Regions from separate parts of the Homo sapiens genome. Here region 1 is linked to region 2. A link is an interaction called in ENCODE POLR2A ChIA-PET data of the cell type or tissue named here. Cell type or tissue: PC-9. All regions are shown on one strand.

What was found. Peaks named below come from ENCODE experiments on the same cell type or tissue, not always from the same donor. Only the 100,000 strongest peaks of a DNase experiment are listed, where the experiment ranks them.
Region 1: POLR2A ChIA-PET joins it to region 2 with 6 read pairs; 3 of 35 experiments call an interaction of 5 or more read pairs at or near these places.

The regions. Positions count from the first base shown.
Region 1 is chr2:42,424,591-42,428,590 of GRCh38, forward strand. It overlaps a transcript of KCNG3 not described here. Among named protein-coding and RNA genes, the nearest start is that of COX7A2L, 65 kb to the left of the region's middle. In PC-9, no CTCF peak of the experiment used is centred here; no DNase peak of the experiment used is centred here.
Region 2 is chr2:42,130,780-42,134,779 of GRCh38, forward strand. No RefSeq gene overlaps it. Among named protein-coding and RNA genes, the nearest start is that of EML4, 37 kb to the right of the region's middle. RefSeq lists enhancers at 1,928-2,901, 2,902-3,873. In PC-9, no CTCF peak of the experiment used is centred here; DNase peaks (open chromatin) are centred at 1,922 and 2,392; H3K4me3 peaks cover 1,302 bases; H3K27ac peaks cover 2,256 bases.

The DNA.
Region 1 (4,000 bases), 290 kb after region 2:
ACAAAAACCTGATTAGTTCCAAAAATAAAATATAAAGAAGAACTCAAATGAGAAGCAAACCCTGTGGCTTAGAAACCATTGCTCTGATTAATAGCACATAAGTGTTACCTGACGAATGGGTTCCTGTCTTAAATGCAATTATCACAAATTTCTTGTGATTCCCCACTGTTTTTATGGTTTATGCCCAGCTCTCAAAGCAACAACTTTAATAGCAATAAATCAAAGGAAACCTCTTCTCGGGACATGGGCCGACTGCTTCACATCTCAGTCAGCAGAGACGCCAGAGGGAAATGCAGGACCCCGGCTCCACAGCTATCCAGGAAGGTATCTACTTCTCCGCCCTCAGAAGTCCTTGCATCCACCCCTGAAAGGGTGATTTTCACAGTTAAGTCCATCGACAGGGCCTGCTGCGACAATCAGGACAAGGGCCTCTGTCCTCAGGAAACCCCCTCCTGGCGCTGCGGGCCTGCTTCCTGGGGATGCAACCGCCATGCTGTTGGCGGGGCCACACAAGGTGCTTCCGGCAGGGTGGAAGCACCACCGGGTCAAGGGGTCTGGGGGCAGCTGCTCCACCGGTGGGCCACTGTCAACGCAAGAATATCAAATCAGCCAGCCCGGCCAGCATGGCAAAAACCCGACTCTACTAAAAAAAAAAAAAAAATTAGCGGGGCGTGGTGGCGCGCCTGTAGTCCAAGCTATTGGAGAGGCTGAGGCACGAGAATCGCTTGAACCCGGGAGACAGAGGCTGCAGTGAACTAAGGTCCCGCCACTGCACTCCAGCCTGGGCGACAGAGCAAGACTCCGTCTCAAAAAAAAAAAAAAAAAAAATCAAATCAGGAATTATTTCCTCCAGGAAGTGGGGATGCGGGGTGTAGAGTGTGGGCAGAAGAGAAATAGAGGGATGATGGGGAGTGGGAGGAGGATCATGTGGTCTTTTTACTAGGAGAACTGAAAGCGGCTGGCAGGCATCTTTGAAACAGAGAACATACTATAAACAAACAGCAGCATTTAGAAGGTATAATTTCCAAGATTTTTGATTCAACTCAACATGTACTACGTGCCTATAGGTACCCATCATCATGACCTGGAAACTTGCCTCGTGTTGATTAATGATATTCTTACCACGGAGAAGAAGAGTAATTAAAAGGGAGAAAAACAGAATATGAAAGCGGGTCAAAGATCAAATGACTGATTCAAGGCTACCTGACCAACAGAGACATTGTCACAGCCAGGAGACACCTTTGTGCTTCATTCACCAGTAGTTTATTGCAAAGTGAAGTTTTGGTTCAGAACAAAAGGGAAGTAAGTCCACTAAGAATGAACTACTGTACACAAATTGCTGAAGTTGACGCAATAGATAGTAGCATGTATTTAGTATCAGCTGTAGGTGGTTCTCAAAGTCAAAATTCATTAACTATTCAAATGTTCAAGCTGTAGAGACTTTTTTCAGATGTGCATACAACATACTTATAACAAAGTTAATTTTTATAAAATATTATTTCCTTAAGAACTGAAGATGCTAAAAAGCTCCAACCATAAATTAATCAAATATTTGATGCCCATTTAAAGATACTATTAAAGATCTGACAAATACTAAATAACACACCTGAATGAGGAAAGTTATGACCCAAATGACTGCATACTTTAATAATCCCATATTAAAATAGAAAATGTCACACAAATTGAGCTGATTTGAAATATTTTTATTAGAAAATAAAAGCTATGTCCATTTAAACCATCATTCCTAAAACGCCTACCAAACAACATAATTATTACCTTAAATCCCAAATGATAATACAATCTTTTCTATCCACATTATCTTCCCCATTGGTTGATACAGTACATCTGATCCTTCCATGACATATACAATGGCCATTAAGGATGACAGTTAACAGTAGTTATGTATATACAGTGAAAATAGTACAACTGACCACACACACAATTGAATACTCTCATTGAGGATAGGGTCAATAAAAATAATGGTTAAAACCAATACATAATTTTATCTGTTCAATCACTTGCTGTCTTTAGCAGTAAAAGTCAAACAACACACACATATTATTTTTTTCCATAAAGTCTTCACATGTTGAAAATACTTTTTAATCCAGGTGCAGATAATTAACAATGAAAAGACATTTCATCTTCTTTCTTACATCCAGGGACTTTATCAGACTTAAATTCACTAGGTGCATGGAAAGAACAGTAACTGAAAAGGCAATTTGACCATAAACTGTTTGCAAGACAGAAGTGTTCTATTTTAAGGCAAGTATCTTTATCACACACATACATAGCAATTTATCCACTGATGAATTTTATCAAATGACAGTATCAACCAAGAAAGTGAGGTATAACTTTACTCAATGTAAGTACAAATGTCAGAAAATGTAAAGACATTCTCAATGTACTTAATATATTTTACCCATAACTAGAGAACTCTTCTCAAAGTTCTTATATGCTCAGAAATACCCGAGATTCTCAATTCTAGAAAAAATAACTAGAAATTAAATACTCTAATATCTTTGCATAAGGCTCTCCATATATAAGGCTACCTTTGATATAAGGCTACTTCGATGTATTTTCTGAAAATAGCAAAAATGTGCACCAAAATTCAAGGTATTCTGAAACTAAAGAAAGAGGTCTTGGTCTTGCGAGGGATAGTGAGGTGGTTAGTTTATTGATCAAACTTAAGCTAAAAATCAAATTTAAAATGCACAAAATAAAAATGTTTCCTGACAGGGAGTGGTGGCTCATGCCTGTAATCCCAGCACTTTGGGAGGCTGAGGCAGGTGGATTTGCTTGAGCCCAGGAGTTTGAGACCACCCTGGGCAACATGGCAAAACCCCATCTCTATTAAAAAATGCAAAAATTAGCTGGGTGTCATGGCATGTGCCTGTAGTCCCAGCTACTTGGGAGGCTGAGGTGGGAGCATCACTTGAGCCCAGGAGGTTGAGGCTGCAGTGAGCCATTATCTCGCCACTGGACTCAAGCCTGGCATCAGAGTGAGACCCTGTCTCAAAAAAAAAAAAAAATTATTTCAACATAAAACTGAACTATCATTGTATAAAAATGGTTGAATGCATAAGATATTTTTTAGTGCAAAACAGACATACATTTATCTTTACATAAATAATTTAAATAGAATATAATCCATAACTTGGTATTCATAATATATTTTAAAAATCTACATTCTGTTACCTTTACAAAAGTAAATCTGTTCTTTACTTTCAAGTTAAAAACGGCCTAAAAGTTTATCTTTGGAGATTTCAAGTCAATGGCTTTCTAAAATGAAGGATAATACAAATCTAAGTCATAGGTCATTTGGTACATTAACATGTAAGCCATCAGTTTGGGGCCCTAAAAGCAAAAAATAATTAACTACTACAAAAAGTGGAAAATAATGTACTCCAGATTTATGCTCTAGTCCAAAGACTTATAGTGTCTATGTATTTTTAATTATTAAATAGTCTGATGCAATGACATTCAGTGCTAACTGAATTCATGTTCAAAATATTTTCCTTAAAATAGAAAGTATTCATCATCCCAAATATAAACTAATAACAAGGTAGATTTTTTTTTTTTTAAGTTTAGCCTGGGCATGTTGGCTCACATCTGTAATCCCAGCACTTTGGGAGGCCGAGGCAGGTGGATCATTTGAGGTCAGGACTTCGAGACCAGCCTGGCCAACATGGTGAAACCCCATCTCCATTAAAAATACAAAAATTAGCCAGACAATAGTGGTGCACGCCTATTATCCCAGCTACTCAGGAGGCTGAGGCAGGAGAATCCCCTGAGCCTGGGAGGCAGAGGTTGCGGTGAGCCAAGATTGTGCCACTGCACTCCAGTTGGGGTGAGAGAGACCCGGTCTCGGGAAAAAAAAAAAAAAAAAAAGAAAAGAAAAAGTTTGACAATTACTGCACTCATTTCCTCTACCAAACTCTCAGTGACATTAAGAGAAAAAAACTCTAATTATTTTCACCTAATAATTTAATCAAGCACTCTA
Region 2 (4,000 bases):
CCTGGCACTGGAAATGCTGCCCATCACTGTGCCTTTTTTTTTTTTTTTTTTTGAGACGGAGTTTCACTCTTGTTGCCCAGGCTGGAGTGCAATGGCACCATCTCGGCTCACCGCAACCTCTGCCTCCCAGGTTCTCCTGCCTCAGCCTCCCGAGTAGCTGGGATTATAGGCATGCACCACCACGCCTGGCTAATTTTGTATTTTTAATAGAGACGGGGTTTCTCCATGTTGGTCAGGCTGGTCTCAAACTCCCGACCTCAGGTGATCTGCCCGCCTCGCCTTCCAAAGTGCTGGGATTACAGGCGTGAGCCACTGGGCCCAGACCATCACTGTGCCTTTCTAAACAGAAGGCCTCCACTTGTGAGCATCACCCTGGCTATCCAGAGAACTGATAGAAGCTGAGTGGATGTGCTTTTTCGATACACTGAGCCACAGCAAATTCCTACCCAGGGCTTCCTCTCTACTAACAGTCCCTGCTAGAAGTGAATGAGAAACTCCCTTTTCCCCATCTATAGCAAGCCCTCTAGTGTCATGGGATTTTTCTTCTTTTAGTTACAGACAGGAATCCCCAAGTATAGGTACCTCCTTTTAATCATTTATAAACGATCCTCTCCTCCTCCTCTCTCATGGTCTTTTCCTAACAAAAAATGAGGACAATTCCAATTAAGCACAGGCACTTCAAGTGAATACTTTCGATTAAAACAAACTTTAACTCGGGCACAGAGGAATTTCAGAAGGAAGAATTGTTGCTGTAGACTCTGATTAAATTTGCCAAAAATAATAACGCTTGTGGTAGAGTAATTATTGTGATATAAAGAATAATACATTTCTTATATGCTGCCTAAGTACTAGGGACATGTGCTGAATATTTTACTTGTATTAGCTCATTTAATCCTCACCAATGAATTTAGGACTATTATTATTCACATTTTACATATGAAAAGATTGAGCTGTGAAGAGCTAAGAAAATTACTCCAAGATGACACTACTATTTAGTGGCAGAGCCAGGACTCAAACACAGGTTTGCCTGACAGCCAGACCCTAACCACCCTGCCATTCTGCTGTAGAATGCTTTTCCAGTTAGAAGCCTATCCAGGGTGGCACCTTCCATCTCTGTTTCCATTTTAAAGTGAAAATGCTGAAGGAGGAATGGAGGAAAAAAAGACAGGTTCATGACCAAAATTTGACCACTGTGAGAATTATGGATAGATAAGTAGAAACCTGAAAAGCCATGAACGACAACAACAAACTTTAAAAATCACATCGAATTGAGCAATGGTAAATGCAGAAATTTGGGATTTATGGTCGAAACTGGTGTAGGGACTGGTGGCAACATTTATTTGCAAAGCGTCAAGGACTGCCACCTCCATTTAGATGCCTTTACTACATGAAAGTCTAAAATACTCTAAAGAGAATCCCGGGAGAGGCTACAAGCCAAGAATCTTTGGCTTACAAAATAGTGGGGGCTGCTTCTTCCCAAGTTACCACGCACAGAAGCAAAACTTGGCAGTATCTGAAACAGAGGATTTTGATCCTGTTCCTACCATTGCTTCCAGAGAAGGAAGCAAAACAAACCACTGAGTTCTATCTACTCCGGCTCCTGAGCACCAAGACCCTGCTTGGAAGAGAATCTCACCTTGCCGTCTGCTCAGGAAAATCAGCCCCTCTAGAGGAAGCACCAAAAGACCTAAGTGCAGGGCTGGAGTTTCCTACCCCTTCTTATTTCCTGTGGAGTTCTGTTTCTTGAGGAAACTTTCCCCAAATAATCTAGCTGCCACTCTGACACCATTTTCATTGAGTAATTCATGGTGATGTCACGCCAACTAGGCACTAGGGGAAGCCCTGCTTTTATGGGTTGGCTCTTCATTTAGGAATTTTTATTTTTCTGACTTCCATCCCTTTTTCACTGGACTCCACTTTTTTTGAGGCAAGATGCCTGAGTGGTGAAGTGTTGCTTGCTTTTGAGAAAAGGAATTCCTTCTGGTTGAGAGGCAAATGGTTGAGTGAAGGCAAGATGCATGTCCTGTAATAGTACATCTTAATTGGAGAGCTGGCAAGAGAGGAAGGAGGTGTGGGCCTGCTGCGGGCTCTGTTATTCCTAATAGGGTTCATTGAGCTAAGCACGGAAGATGGGCTGGGGGCACTAGGACTAACAGCCACCCCCTGAAGACACAATCACGCATGCCTGGGGAGCTGACCACCTCCTTTTGACACCTGGACAGCCACATCTAACCCACATCCCCACGTTCCCGCCTTGCCTCTCAGCTGCTCTGTGCAGCAAGACAGCAAAGGCAAGTTTGGCAAAGCTCGCCTGTAAAAGCCTAATCCAAACAGCATGTCCGCTGAGCTCAGCGGGGTGACTCATGTGCAGTGATGTGTGAGGCCAGCGAGCAGAGATTAGGATCTGGCCCGCCCGCCAGCCTACCTTGCACTTCCTTTGATCAACTCTGATGGTTTTTAATTCTGCAGAAGCAGCTTCCTGCCAGCAGCAAGCAGCTCTCAGTGGCGGCTGGAGCTGCGTCTGTGCTGACCTACTTGTCAGTGGGGAGGGAGGCATGTGCTAATGGCACTGGGACATCCCGGGCTCACAGGCTACACGGAGCGAGAGGGCAGCCTCTTTTGCTGAGGTGCCCATGGTGACATCAGAAGCTTGCTCCTCAGCCAACACCAGCAAGGCCATGCGTGTGAGCAGCCTGGGCTCTGAACGTGCTGCTGGTATTGGTTAGAATCACGGGGTAATCAAGAAAAATGGGACTCTCCCTGGGGGACTCTTTTTGGGAAACTGGGGCATCTCTAAGGACGCCATCTGGCACAAAATGAAGCACTCTCTGGGTTCTTCAGAAGTACTCTTTTACATCTGTTTTGCTTGAAATGGAACACATTCGGAGTATATTACTTTTTTGAACCGCTCCTTCCCTGCTTGGTTGGAATGCGTTTGCCTCTTGATTCTTCCAAATCCCCTCGATTACCACTGCCAAGCAGAGCACCTGAAATCTGGTCTCCTGCTTTCTCATTCCCTCTCTTCCACGTCTCTCCTTTCTCTCTCTTTTCTCAGGAAGGATAGCAGTGATTCTAATCTTGGCTGCATGTTAGCACCACCCTGGGAAGGGGCTGTGGTTAAAAAAAATTCCCCAGTCCCAGGCTCTGCCCCAGATTAATTCAGAGTCCTGAGGGTAGGACCAGGCATTAGTACTGCTTAAAGCTCCTATTGTGGCCAGGCGCGGTGGCTCATGCCTGTAATCCTAGCACTTTGGGAGGCTGTGGCGGGCGGATTGCCTGATCTCAGGAGTTCGTGACCAGCCTGGGCAACACCGTGAAACCCCATCTCTACTAAAATGCAAAAAAATAGCCGGGCATGGCAGCACGCGCCTGTAGTCCCAGCTACTTGGGAGGCTGAGCCAGGAGAATCGCTTGAACCTGGGAGGCAGAAGTTGCAGTGAGCTGAGATTGCGCCATTGCACTCCAGCCTAGGCGACAGAGCGAGACTCCGTCTCCGAAAAAAAAAAAGAAAAGAAACGAAAAGAAAAAAGAAAAGCTCCCATTGTGCAGCCAAAGTTAGAAGTCATTGGGATCTTGGGGTTGTAGGCCATCAGCCAAAAGCCCTAACAATGGTTCTTATCTGTCCTCCCACCACCATTCAGAAGGGTCTAAGAAGTGATGTGTACTTTAACCACTTAAGGCAAAATATTATCTGGATGGGATAACTAGCCTACATATTAAGAAGAATTTCTTATTCCGATTAAAAGTATTTACCGGCTAGGTGCAGTGGCTCATGCCTATAATCCCAGAACTTTGGGAGGCCAAGGCAGGAGGACCGCTTGAGCCTAGGAATTCAAGACCAGCCTGGGCAACATAGTGAGACCCTTGTCTCTACAAAAAATAAAATAAAAAATTAGCCCAAGCATGGTGACGTGTGCCTGTGGTCTCAGCTACTCGGGAGGCTGAGGTGGGAGGATAGGATCGCTTGACTCTGGGAGGCGGAGGTTGCAGTGAGCCGAGA